Regions from separate parts of the Homo sapiens genome. Here region 1 is linked to region 2. A link is a loop called in an ENCODE intact Hi-C map of the cell type or tissue named here. Cell type or tissue: adrenal gland. All regions are shown on one strand. Links, peaks and the distances in the headings refer to the core of each region. The heading gives the core; the rest is flanking DNA.

Region 1 (2,913 bases), core at 275-2,774, 120 kb before region 2:
CATTTGACCTAAAAGATGACATATTACATATATTTTGTAACATAAATGGGCACTTGTTTCAGAGTTACTGGGTGCCATTATAGGAAACTGCAGGTAGTTACGTTCCTAAATATGACAGAACAGATAAACTGTTCATATGACTTGTGCTTAACTTTCCATTATTCACATTTTAGGCACAGACATGAGTCAAAACAGAAATATGTTACTTAGACAAAAACACATGAACATGCAGGCATGGAGTGATTACCTATTCTTTTTTGGTCTGAGATGTCTAGCTCTGGTTCAACAAATGGTTTGAGTTCATCTTCTTCATGCCCTGCATTGATCCACCTGTCCTTCATGATTTGCTAAAAAAGGTAAACTGTTCATTAGCAGAGTAAAATGAAATATTCTGATAACCGTAATATTTACAAAAATTTATTTTCAACATTTCATTGACTATCGTTCAAAGCATAAACTCAAAAAATATTTTTTAATGTTTCAATTCTTGCTTAAAAAGCCGCAGGATATATCCAGTATGGCATACAAATCAAGCAAAGATCTAAGGTCACTCTAAAGACTCTCCAAAGTTACTGCTTGTTTCCACCTACATGATTACCTCTAGAGTGCCGCGTTTAATTGGATTTAGCACCAGGAAACGTTTGAGAAGGTTTTCACAGTCTGTAGACATGTAGAAGGGAATTCTGTATTTCCCTCTTAATACTCTCTCTCTCAGTTCCTTTGGAGAGGTACAGAGGAAAGAAAACGAGTAAGTCAACCTTTAGGTTTAGTTAACAAAACACAACAAAAAACCCCCTGAAACCCCCCGCACTGATATAATGTTAAAAATATTAAGCCATGTAATATTAGGAAACTTCTTTTAGTTTAGTGAAGTACATGGGTGCAGCTTCTTATACCTTTAGGTTTTGCCCATCAAAGGGAAGTGAGCCACTGACTAGTGTGTATAAAATGACCCCCAGACTCCACACATCCACTTCTGGCCCGTCATATTTCTTGCCCTGGAAGAGCTCAGGTGCTGCGTATGGAGGACTGCCACAAAACGTGTCGAGTTTACCGCCAACAGTAAATTCATTGCTAAAACCGAAATCTGCTATTTTAATGTTCATATCGGCATCTAACAATAGATTTTCAGCCTAGAGGGAAAACATCAAGACAAAAATGAAATTTAGCCAAAATAGAATTAGAATTATGACAGGATTAGGCATTTTAGAAAAGCTTTCTGTAATGATATGAAGTTACCTCCTAATTAATGTGAAAACATTCTTTCTAGAGAAAAAAACAGGAGACAAGTCAGAACTCCTTATTTTATAATATTAACAATAACAAACATGAAGTACAGATTAATTCTAGCACTAATTTAAACATCAATGTCCCAAGATCAAGAAAAGCCTTGAGTTTTTCAATTGATAATAATAATATGGGGGCTGGGCACGGTGGCTCACACCTATGATCCCAGCACTTTGGGAGGCCGAGGTGGACGAATCATCTGAGGCCAGGAGTTCAAGACCAGCCTGGCCAACATGGTGATACCCTGTCTTTACTAAAAATACAAAAATCAGCTGGGTGTGGTGGTACACACCTGTAATCCCAGCTACTCAGGAGGCTGAGGCAGGAGAATTGCTTGAACTCGGGAGGCAGAGGTTGCAGTGAGCCAAGATCGTGCCACTGCACTCCAGCCTGGGCGACAGAGCAATACTCCATCTCAAAACCAAAAAACAAGAATAATATGGGGCAGGGCCAGGTACAGTGGCTCACTTGAGCCCAGGAGTTCAAGACCAGCTTGGGCAACATAGTGAGACCCTTTCTCTACAAAAGATTTTTAAAAATTAGCTGGGTATGGTGGCACACATCTGCAATCCCAGCTACTTGGAAGGCTGAGGTAGGAGGACCTCTTAAGCCTGGGAGTTTGAGGCTGCAGTGAGCTATGACTGTGCCACTGCACTCCAGCCTGGGTGACAGAGTAAAACCCTGTCTCAAAACATAAATAACTTTTTTTAAAAAGGGGCATTTCATAAAAACGGCTAAATAGCTATAAAACGGCTGTTAATGAGGAGGGGAGAATCCTAAACCTCATTCAAGAGTCAAATCATGGCTGGGTGCGGTGGCTCACGCCTGTAATCACAGCACTTTGGGAGGCTGAGGCGGGTGGATCACCTGAGGTCAGGAGTTCGAGACCAGTCTGGCCAACATGGTGAAGCCCCATCTCTACTAAAAATACAAAAAATTAGCTGGGCATGGTGGTGGGCGCCTGTAATCCCAGCTACTTGAGAGGCTGAGGCAGGAGAATCGCTTGAACCTGCGAGGTGGAGGTTGCAGTGAGCAGAGATCGCACCACTGCACTCTAGCCAGGGCAACAAAGTGAGACTCCGTCTCAAAAAAAAAAAAAAAAAAAAAAAAAAAGAGACAAATCACAGTCACTTTAAGAAACATTTCCTATGTGGCTACTCCACAGCAGATGCTATATTAGTGTCTGGATGGATAATGATGAACAAGACAGATAAAGCCCTACCCTCAGTAGCTCACAGTTTAGAAGGGAAGAAGGAGAATGATAAGCAGCTGTCCTGAGACAAAATGCCATAACTGAAGAGGCACAGGGAGTTGTGGGTTGGCACTGAAAGGTGTGAATGGCTTCCCAGATGAAGTGAAATCAAAGCACCAGAAGGTGCATCTGATCATAATGGATGTGTTGATGAGGGGTATTTCAGGCAGAATAAAGAGTCTGAGAACCCATGTGAGACACAGTATGTTTCACACAAGAAATTGAAAGACAGTATGTGAGATAGAGATGTGTAGAGGGGGCTGGGGAGATGGTCAGGGCTTAATCACAAAGGATTGTACTTGAGAAGTTTGGGTTTTCATCGTAAGAGCAATGGGAAGCCAATGAAGAGTTGTTCAAGCAGAGAAATGACCATC
Region 2 (2,913 bases), core at 271-2,770:
GAGAGAATGTCAGGAGTTTGGATTGGTGTTTTAGATGGTGGCAACTGCCCTAGTGGCTTTTAATTAGACATCCTGAGCCCACTATTTAAAACGTGGAAGGTGTTTAGAAAAAAACCCAGGGAAACGAGTGAAACCAAATCACAGGACACCAAGAGATGAGTGTTCACAAAATTTTAACCCAGGCATGCAGATCAAATTACACGCTCAGACCAAAAGTGAATTCACCAGAAATGACATGCCTCACAGATAGAATGTGAATTCAATAGAAACCAGAATACTCAAGCTAGAGACCTCTGTCTTTATACCAGAAAGGACTTACCAGAAAAGTCAGTCTTTTATCATCTCAGGAGGGATGTAAGGTTCTTTATTAAGGTGGCCTTATAACCAAACCTGATCTTGAATATCAAAAAGCCTCTACCAAAAAAAAAAAAAAAAGAAAAGAAAAAAAAATAGGCCAGGCACAGTGGCTCACGCCTGTAATCCCACCACTTTGGGAGGCCAAGGCGGGCAGATCACGAGGTCAGGAGATCGAGACCATCCTGGCTAACATGGTGAAACCCCGTGTCTACTAAAAATACAAAAAATTAGCCGGATGTGGCAGCGTGCGCCTGTCGTCCCAGCTACTCTGGAGGCTGAGGCAGGAGAACGGGGTGAATCCAGGAGACGGAGCTTGCAGTGAGCCGGGATTGCGCCACTGCACTCCAGCCTGGGCTACAGAGCAAGACTCCGTCTCAAAAAAAAAAAAAAGGAAAAAAAGAAAAAAGAAAAGAAAAACAAAGCCTCCACCAAAAACAGGGAGGGCTGGCCTGAGAGAAGACTCACCAGGGACAAAAATTTGAGCCATGGAAGCCTACAGCGCAAAGGGCTCATGCATACTGGCCAAAAAAGAGTATTTTTTTCTGATAGTCATCTTTCTTTAGGTCCCATTTCTGACCCCATTTATGTCAATTAAATGAGAGAGACGAGCTCTCTAAAAGAAAGATATGTATTCAGGAATAGGGCATTGCAATGGGAATACACGTCATTGTGAGCTGTGTGTGTACTTTAGGGAGGTAAAGGGAGAGAATTTTTTTTTTTTTTTTGAGATGGAGTCTCACTCTGTCGCCCAGGCTGGAGCACAGTAGCACGATCTCGGCTCACTGCAACATCCACCTCCCAGGTTCAAGCGATTCTCCTGCCTCAGCCGAGTAGCTGGGATTACAGGCATGCACCACCCCACCTGGCTAAGTTTTTGTATTTTTAGTAGAGATGAGGTTTCGCCACATTGGTCAGGCTGGTCTCAAACTCCCAACCTCAGGTGATCCACCCTCCTCGGCCTCCCAAAGTGCTGTTATTACAGGCGTGAGCCACCACGCGTGGCCGAGAATGGTTTTTAAAGGATAAATGAAGATTACATAACTGTTTTGAGATTACCACCTGTGGCTACAAAGATCCATAACAAGGGCGATGCAAGTCCACAGCTGGACAGGCTGTTGCTGGGTAGATGTCCTTGAAGTATTTTTTGCATAAGGCTGTGATGCTTTTTGTGCAAGGCTGTGGTTTTTGCAATCTTTTGTGATAATTTCGTTATTGGGCATACCAGCATGAGACCCTTCACCATCGCAAGACTGCAAACCCTACTCTATTTGTTCGGGTTGTTTTTTTGTTTCTTGAACACAAGTGACTCCGCTTTGATTGACAACTTTCACACTTTATTAAAATCTACTTTTTTCTGAGATTCAAAGAGCTACATTTTTGGTTAGTGTATGTCTACTATACCTTTTTTCATCCTTTCAACATCTTTTGTCACATTTTAGGTGATGCTCTTGTAAACAGTGTATTGCTAGACCTAAAAATCCAAGCTTACAACTTGTCCTTTACCTGATACATTTATTCCATTTACTTTCATTTGGATTTTTAAAAATGTTAACTTAATACGTCTCTTTCAGATGTCCCTGCTTTTTAGTTAATTGTGTTTTCTACTCTCCTAAAGACTTGATTTTTATTTTTTAGTTAACTGACCGTTTTTAAAGAGGTTTTAGGCTCATAGCAAAATTGGGTGGAATTTCCCCTACTGCCCCAGCCAGGCATTGCTTCTGACTGCAGCATTAGGCTTCCAGTGGGATTGAGTGCTGCACATAAGGGTCTCCACCCCCAGCAGATATGGAAAGGCAATCCCCTAGTTTTACAGTAAGGCCTGGGACAGAATCCAAATTTGATCCCAACACCCAAGTGAATCCTCCTCCTCTTAAAAAGAAATAATTGACTGCATAACCGAACTGCAGGGTCAACTCAGATCCTACCATTCACCTGGAGGTCCTGACATTGCACCTCCCAGTCTAGGTCCCAAGAAAAGAACTCTGTAGCTTCTATTCTCATATCCCAGCACACACAAGTCCTTAAAATTTCTGGCCATAAAAACCACAGAAATTTGATTCCCAGAAAAAAACTGTTTGGCTAGACCAGACAGGTGGACATAAACACCCTGAGCTCCCAACCTATTAACAAAGGCTCACAGGGTCACTCTGGTGCACAAACCTACAATGAGACTACCTGCAAGTCATTTGCTGTCACCCCACTTATGGAATGTCACTATGAATCAAGATCTGTACTGGGGACAGAGATGACCAAAGTGACTCCCTGTCCCCTTGGGGTCACACAGCACATGCAACGAAAGTGCAACACTGTTTCTGGTACTAAGACTGCTCTGGCTTTGTAGTAGTCAGGGAGGCTGAAATTTGAACCATCAAAAAGATGATGCAGGAACAAGGTCAACTTTGCATTTGCTGGTTACTCCGGAATACTGGTAGGTCAAGCTGTAGCAATTAAGAAAATAGCTGGTTAGATAAGGATTGTCTGCAGACTTGTCAAATAAATTTAAAATACATGAAGGGTTATTTTGTTAGATAAGTGACCTTGGTACAACAGTACCTA

What was found. Peaks named below come from ENCODE experiments on the same cell type or tissue, not always from the same donor. Only the 100,000 strongest peaks of a DNase experiment are listed, where the experiment ranks them.
Region 1: it touches region 2 in a loop (2.2-fold over the local background); 8 of 110 quality-filtered maps call a loop at or near these places.

What each region holds. Positions count from the first base shown.
Region 1 is chr14:103,463,777-103,466,689 of GRCh38, reverse strand. It overlaps MARK3 (microtubule affinity regulating kinase 3), which reads right to left. Exons shown (of 18, transcript NM_001128918.3): 8 at 897-1,133; 9 at 599-718; 10 at 248-347. Among named protein-coding and RNA genes, the nearest start is that of CKB, 58 kb to the left of the region's middle. In adrenal gland, for the core only: no CTCF peak of the experiment used is centred there; no DNase peak of the experiment used is centred there.
Region 2 is chr14:103,343,782-103,346,694 of GRCh38, reverse strand. EIF5 (eukaryotic translation initiation factor 5) reads right to left here. Exons shown (of 12, transcript NM_001969.5): 12 at 1,670-2,913. Among named protein-coding and RNA genes, the nearest start is that of SNORA28, 7.4 kb to the right of the region's middle. In adrenal gland, for the core only: no CTCF peak of the experiment used is centred there; no DNase peak of the experiment used is centred there; H3K27ac peaks cover 381 bases.